2 separate regions of the Homo sapiens genome follow, and region 2 is linked to region 1. The links are chromatin contacts, found by Hi-C or POLR2A ChIA-PET in ENCODE. All regions are on one chromosome and are shown on one strand. Each heading gives the region's core, a stretch centred on a gene start or an enhancer-like site at or near the end of the contact. The rest is flanking DNA. Distances are from core to core; before and after follow the strand shown. Region 1 overlaps TMEM245 (transmembrane protein 245). Region 2 overlaps CTNNAL1 (catenin alpha like 1).

Evidence for each region. Hi-C counts contacts between places; a loop is a spot of excess contacts on that map. ChIA-PET counts read pairs that join two places held with the same protein, here RNA polymerase II (POLR2A). Pooled maps may share reads with other maps.
Region 2: a pooled map shows a loop between it and region 1 (2.2-fold over the local background). The contact joins two enhancer-like sites. A Hi-C loop is called at or near these places in 1 of 50 pooled maps. POLR2A ChIA-PET finds 5 or more read pairs at or near these places in 2 of 52 experiments (PC-9 and endothelial cell of umbilical vein).

The regions. Positions count from the first base shown.
Region 1 is chr9:109,096,672-109,100,650 of GRCh38, reverse strand. All of the region lies in intron 3 of TMEM245 (transmembrane protein 245), which reads left to right. Among named protein-coding and RNA genes, the nearest start is that of TMEM245, 21 kb to the left of the region's middle. Within about 2 kb of position 2,075, at least 15 of the 41 ENCODE cell types and tissues checked have a DNase peak (open chromatin) inside an H3K27ac peak, as active enhancers do.
Region 2 is chr9:108,971,697-108,975,377 of GRCh38, reverse strand. It overlaps CTNNAL1 (catenin alpha like 1), which reads left to right. Exons shown (of 19, transcript NM_003798.4): 9 at 2,545-2,703. Among named protein-coding and RNA genes, the nearest start is that of ABITRAM, 39 kb to the right of the region's middle. Within about 2 kb of position 1,282, at least 2 of the 41 ENCODE cell types and tissues checked have a DNase peak (open chromatin) inside an H3K27ac peak, as active enhancers do.

The sequences.
Region 1 (3,979 bases), core at 826-3,325:
CAGGCATAATGGCTCATGCTATAATTCCAGCATTTTATGAGGCCAAGGCGGGAGGATTGCTTGAGCCCAGGAGTTCAAGACTAACCTTGCCTGGTCAAGATAGTGAGACCCTGTCTCTACAGAAAATAAATAAATACATAAAAATAAAATAAAATAAAAATTAGCTGGGTGTGGTAGTGTGCATCTATAGTCCCAGCTACTGGGAGGGTTGAAGATGGAGGATTGTTTGAGCCCAGGAGGTCAAGGCTGCAGTGAGTAGTAATCATGCCACTGTACTCCAGCCTGGGCTACAGAGGTGAGACCCTGTCTTAAAAGTAATAATAATGATAATAAATAAATAAACATAGGTTCTTGACCCTAAGCCCAGCGTTCTTTCCCCTCCCCAGGCTCTTTGAGTAAGTGTCAGTCATCCTGAAAAAGTATTGAGTACTCATCCTTCTTGCATCAGTTGTAGTTGTCAGCTCCTTCAGTTTTCCATATTGGTCCTGTTGACTTAACACAACTACATGACCTAGCTTCCTTGCCTCCTAGATCCCAGAAACCTTACTTAGTAGAAACCTTATGGCTTAGTCTGTTTTGTCCTGCTGTGACAGAGTAACACAGACTTGGAAACTTACAATGAACAGAAATTTATTGGCTCACAGTTCTGGAGGCTGAGAAGGCCAATGTCAAGGTGCTGGCATCTGGTGAGGATCTTCTTGCTGTATCATCACGTGGTACAAGGGCGAGCAAGAGATGGCTGGGGCTGAACTCACCCTTTTATAATGACATTAATCCTACCCATGAGGGCTGAGCCCTGATGGCCTAATCACCTCTTAAAGGTCCCACCTGTTAATACTGTGGTAACGGCAATTAAATTTAACATAAGTTTTGGAGCACAAACACTCAAACCATAGCACCTGGAATCCACGTTCAGTATGTTCCCTTGGCGTCTGAGGAAAGAGGTACACTAGCATTGTTATCTCCTATAAGTAAGGCTGTGTTAGACTCTTTAAAAATACTCTTAGTTTTTTTTAAGCAGTCTAGTGAGATTGGTGTTATGCTTATTTTACAAATGAAGAAACTTAGGCTCAGAGAGCCATTTTCTCTGAGTATAAGAAATTTCTTCAAAAGTTAGTGAAACAATCATCAGATATATCTATAATAGCCTGGATACCCAGCCTGAGAAGTACCAGCAAGTACAGCTGAGTGCTGTTCCTCCTGGCATTGGTAATTGTTTGTAAATGACTAGAAATGTCTTTGCAGAGATGAATCCTGATAGTTGCCTTACTTGTTTTGGGATAGCATGAGATATGAGTGAACAAGTTTGGTTCAGTCAAGCCCAAATTGGAAAAAGGGAGCAAACCAAATGTTTTACTGCTCCCCTCCCAGTCCCCACTTCTGATACTGCAAGTTAAACAGGCCTAGAGAAAAGTCTACTGGTCCATCTCCAGGCCCTTGTGACGTGATACTAGAAGCCATTGAGAGGGAGTTGTATTTTCCACATTAGTAATGGAAACAGAAGCCTTCTTCAAAGGGAACTTTGCAGGCTGGGGAGGTGTTATTTGGTATGCGGTGCCTGCTTCCAATAAGCATGTTTGGATGTATTTCTGGTAACTGCTGCTATCCCTGTGAAAAAGAATGGAGTGGATCAAGAAGTATCTCCTTATTTAGACTGGATTTAAAGTATATTTACCCATGCTTATTAAAAAAGTTAGTCTGCTCATCGTTGAGTTGTTGTATTAACAGACACTGTCTGACCTGTGGTCTCTTTCTTGTGTGCCGGACTCTGAGTTTCTGCCCCCTGGTGCTAGGCTGCTAATGTCAGTAGCATGCTTGTTTGGATTTGTGTAGATCCCTGTTATTTGGCTTCTGCTTAATGCTGGCCCTGTCTCTGGGTAGATTGATACCTGAAACCTTGGATGTTCTTTCCTTTTTTTTCTTTAGTCCTTGAGTCCCAAGATTATGTTCCCTTGTTTATGTGCCTATTTTTAGCTGTGGCTTTTAAATACAATACCATTCTAATACCACAACTTGGCCAAGATTCTCAGTCCTGGCATTGTTCTGTTCAGTTTATCATCTCCCTGCCTGGACTGTTGTTTTTTGTTTTTTTTTTTGGACTCTGATTCCAGGCCAATTCCTTGTGGTTTTTGAGGTGCTGAAGGGTATCATTGAGACAGAAGTCATTAAAATACAGATCTGTTGGATAAAAGCAGTTTGCCAAATCTTATATTCATAATTTTCAAATACTTTGTTTATTTTCTCTGTGTGCTACTCCTTTCATGCTTTTGTGAAGTCTGAGGTGCTCGAAAAATGTGCTGAGTCATTTGTGTATTAACTAGAAAAATAGTGCAGTTTCCATTGATGTAGCTAAGCTTTACTGCATATTTACTGCATATTTTAGTGCCATTAGCAAGTTGGAGAGTTATTCCTTAAGCCACAGTTTTGAAGATTTAATTGATTGGGTTTAGCTTTTTCTCGAATCTTTCAGTGCCTACTCTACAGATACAAGATATTTTGCTTAGCTCTGTGGAGAGATCTAAAAATGTCTACTAAGGGAAGATAGATGGCTATACTATAAAGTAGAAAGGGGAGGAGAGGTACAAAGAAATACTACAGAAGGGTTAGTGGCTTCTGCTTCTAGTTTATACTGTCGAAGCCAACAGATTGATATTGATGATGATGATAGCTAACATTTATTGAGTACTTCCTACATACCCAGCATTGTTCTAAACTTTATTTATTTATTTTTCAAGACGGAATCTCTCTCTGTCGCCCAGGCTAGTGCAGTGGTGCCATCTTGGCTCACTGAAGCCTCTGCCTCCCGGGTTCAAGTGATTCTTCTGCCTCAGCCTCCCAAGTAGCTGGGATTACAAGCATGCGCCACCATACCTGGCTAATTTTTTTGTATTTTTAATAGAGACGGGGTTTCACCATGTTGGCCAGGCAGGTCTGGAACTCCTGGCCTCAGGTGGTCTACCTGCCTTAGCCTCCCAAAGTGCTGGGATTACAGGTGTGAGCCACTGTGCCCAGCCAGCATTTTATATGTATTATTTCACTTCATTCTCAAATGAGATACGAATTTATGTAAGCCTCATTTTTACACATGAGGAGACTGGGACATCTCGACGTTAACTAACTTGCCTATAGCCATCTAAGTAGTAAGAATAGACCTGGGATTTGAACCTGGGGAGTCTTCTTTCCTCACCTGTGCTTCCAGCCACTGAATTGTGCTGCTTCCTCATAGCAAATGTGAGACCTTCTATGCCCTGGTCCCAACCTCCCTCTGCATTCTTACGCCACTCTGCTCTTCTCATTCACACTATCTTCCGGTCTTATTGAACTTCCTAGAGTTCTTTGAAGAGGGCACCTCTGCTTTTTCTTGCCTTTGTGTCTTCATATTTGTTTTTTTGTCTTCCTGAAACACTTTTCTACCCCTGCTCTCTAAGACACCAGTCTCTCAGGAGCTTCCTCTCCAAGATAGAACTGTTCTGTCTTCTTTATCTAGCTTACTTTTGTTAAAATGGATTTAAAGGATGGCATCTTTCAATATTCTTGTCAGACAGCTCCTTTGGAAACCCTTCCCAGACCTCCCTGCATGGATTTGATTTCCACGCTGCTCCCTAACAGTTTACACTTACTTTACATTAGCTCTTAAGTATCAGACTGAATTTGAGACCAGGGGCTTAGTCTCTTATATCAGCATATAGCCTAGTCGCCTATTTGGTGAATGAATGCTTAGTAGGCATTTAGAAATGTAAGATAAAATGCAGCTGAACTGAAAGTCCATTATTTGAAGAGCTATCCAATGATCTTGTTATTTTGCAAAAACCATCAAGGGACTTACTTTTCTTACAGTGTCTCAAGATGAGTAACCATTTAATTAAATTACTTTTGAAGAGGCCAGTTCAGTAATTAAAGACCCTTGACTAGTCTGTAATCTTATGTAAGAGAGAATTCTTAATTTTTAAAATTTTTGACCTGAAGGTCTTTGTTTTTG
Region 2 (3,681 bases), core at 33-2,532, 120 kb after region 1:
AGTGGTTCTTCAGAGGCTTTCCTGTTGCCCCCCCTACCCCCACCCCTGCCCCTCAACCCCTTTATCCTGTTGCTCCCTGCGCTTTGAGGCATGCCTGGAGGAGGGAGTCACAGTGGGCACCCAGCAGCTCTCCAGACAGACCCTCCTCACACAGACCTCTCATTTCCCTTAGCTGTGCTTTCTTAATTCTTTTATTTTTATTTATTTATTTTTTTGAGATAGAGTCTCACTCTGTTGCCCAAGCTGGAGTGCAGTGGCGTGATCTTGGCTCACTGCCACCTCTACCTCAGGGGTTCAAGCGATTCTCATGCCTCAGCCTCCCGAGTAGCTGGGATTACAGATGCACGCCACCACGCCCAGCTAATTTTTGTATTTTTAGTAGAGATGGGGTTTCACCATGTTGGCCAGGCTGGTCTCAAACTCCTGACCTCAAACGATCCACCTGCCCTGGCCTCCCAAAGTGAGCCACTGCACCCAGGCTTAATTCCTTTATATTCTTGAAGACGGTCAAGGGCTCAAGACAATGAAATTAGAATTTTAAAAAAATTTTCTTATTTTTGAGATGGGGTCTCACTTTCTTGCCCAGACAATGGTGTGAACATGGCTCACTGCAGCCTTGACCTTCTGGTCTCAAGTGATCCTCCTGCCTCATCCTCCCATGTAGCTGGGCCACAGGTGCATGCCACCATGTCTGGCTAATTTTTTGTAGAGATAGGGTCTCACTATTATAAGCTCAGGCTGGTCTTGAACTCCTGGGCTCAAGCAGTGTTTCTGCCTTGGCCTCCGAAAGGGCTGGGATTACAGGTGTAAGCCATCATGCCTGGCTGAAATTGGTTTTTGGATGTTTCTTATATAAATTTTATACGTGGTGATCTGTTTCACATCTTACTTGGCACTGATATGTCTATTGAAATCTCCATTTAAACATCCTGTTAAACATAGAAAGACATGGTTTTCTATGCTTTATAAAAAGCCTGCTGCCCTTGACACAAGGAAAAAAACAAAACAAAACAAAAAAGAAAGAAAAAAGCCTACCCATTTCATTCCAGACTATTCAGTTTTAACCAAAGTATTGTTAAAATCCTGACTGTCAGTAGAAGATGATCTCCTTGTGATAAACTGAGTGGCTTTCCACAGGCTTCATTTTCATTACCTCTTATATGGGTATATCCATGTCAACCTCATAGAATTCTTGTAAGGATTAAGGGAGATAATGTATATAAGGCTGCTGTCAGGACGTTGCATAGAGCAGGAACTTTGCGTTTGTCCTGCCTCCCTCTCTTACACGTGACAAGAGTTACATGACCTTGGCAAGACACAGTCTCTGTGGAGCTGTTTCGTAGTCTGTAAAATAAATGACTGGCATTAGATATTCTCTAAGGTCCTGCTGGTGAAACAAAATCTTTTTAAGTTCTTATGTGGCATTTAGTTTCCACGGAAAGTGAATTTTAGTTTCTTTGTTTCTAACTGTAATTATTCTCACTTAGTTGCATGAATGCAGAGGGTATCCTATTGTTAATTTTGGAGACAATCCTCTAATTTGAATTGAGATTGGATTACTTCCAGGAAAAAAGAAATCACTTCATTCAAATAGATTTAATTCAAAGTCAGATTTTTCTGAGAACAATGTTATTAAAAATGATCTATTTCTGGACAACCCCAAAATAACCTGTCACATCATTAAAAAAAAAAAAAAAGGCAAGATAAGAAGAAAAGATTTTGGAGTTAATAGTGTCCAAAGATATCCAGTAAGAGTGAGCCAGGCATTCCACACAAAGTCAATAAAACCATGGGGTTCGTGTTACCCTTTAATCTATTGTTTCTCCTGGGACCCAATTTGTTCATAGAGGCAGAGAGTACAAGATCTGGATGGCAACTATAGACAGATTCTAACCTCCCTGAGGGCAGGGGTTGTGTCCTACTTGTCATGTATGCCCAGCCTCTAGTACAGTGCTACAGTGCTTGCCATGATATAGGTATTTAATAAAATTTATTAAATTTATTGAATCTCACATTGGTACTTTTTCAAAAGTATGCTAAAGAACTTATTAATGATCACAAAGTGCCAATTTTCTTAGTACTCTAAATATTGCACTCTTAATACTCTTAATACTGTTTCATTCCTCACCAACTTTAAGATTAGCAGAAGCATTTTTCACCTAAGGGAAAAGCTACATGGGAAAGAGCTGGTTGATAACAGAATGAAAAAGGGACAAGGGTATTCAGCCATTGAATACCCAGTTCATCTTCTAGAAACAGCATTACCACTGGCACCAGGGGGTTAAAGGATGAATTAGATATCACTCCTGCCCTTGAGAGAAACTGTAAGCTCACCAGTGCTACACAACTCCTACTGTTACACAGGGAACTTTACACCCTCCCCTCAGTGGAACCCATGGAACTGCTTTGCGGCTTCTCTTTATTAATAGTTTTTAAAGTGCTGATGTGGTGCTTGGTCACAAAATGTTATTGTTTGTTTTCTTTCCTTCATCACCCTTCTCCTTCTCCACCCTCCCACCCCCCCACCCACACACACATCTGCAGCTTCATAGTACAGCGACACAGCTGGCAGCAGATCTATTAAAATACCATGCTGATCATGTGGTTCTAAAAGCATTAAAACTTACTGGAGTAGAAGGAAATTTAGAAGCTTTGGCTGAATATGCCTGTAAACTCTCTGAACAGAAAGAGCAGCTTGTTGAGGTGAGTAAACAAGGTGCTAAAGAAATTGTAGTTTAATAATGGCTTTATTAAACTATGTGGGAATGTTAACACAAATACAGTTTTGGGTTAATTTATCTGAGCATTTTCTCTCTCCTTTGGCATCTTAAAAGCATACCATGTATCTGTTCTGTTCCTGCAACAGTCTGGCCTCTAAAACAAAACAAAAAAAATGCTAAGACCCACAAATGAACTTCTTAATCTTCTTTTCCTTATCCTCTCAGAGAAGTTAGACCTTGGAGTAGAGCCATGGAGGTACGTCGTATGACCTTGTTTCTGTTTGAATCTGTCAGGGTCTCAGCAGGGAGGAGATGACACACTCAAATTAGGACAATTTGAAGAGAGTTTAATAAAGAAGCTGTTTACAATTGCATAGACAGGGCATGGGGGAAACCATACATGAGAGAGCAGTAATTGGGGCGAGTGGTAGCAAGGCTGGTACCACCCCAGGCCCACATCAGCAGGGGAATGTGGAATGGGGAAGCCTTTCAGAGAACTGCCTTGAGAGGTTTGTGATTTTAGGACTAGGCCCAGAGACAGCCCAAGGTGACCCTCCCGGGAGGAGCATGGGAGTCAAGGCCCATTCTCTCCTCAGTCCTGCTCATCTGTGGATGGGGCTTCCCATTGGATATCCCATTAGGATAATCCTAATAATCCAAACATAGGTGTAGACAATATAAGTCAGTCTCCCAGGGCAAAAGGCAGATGTGAGAAGGGAGGAGAGCAGTTAAGGAGGGACAATGAGAAGACATCTGGCACATGATTCCAAATCTTAATTATGAGTTACTGATGCTTCACCTGATACTTGTGTTATAATTCCAGTTAGGCTTATTAATTGATATTCTGAGCCTTCTGCCTATTGAAAATGTCAGATATCTACTAGAAAAAAAACCCAACTGTATTAGTCTGTTCTCACTCTGCTGATAAAGACATACCCAAGACTGGGTAATTTATAAAGAA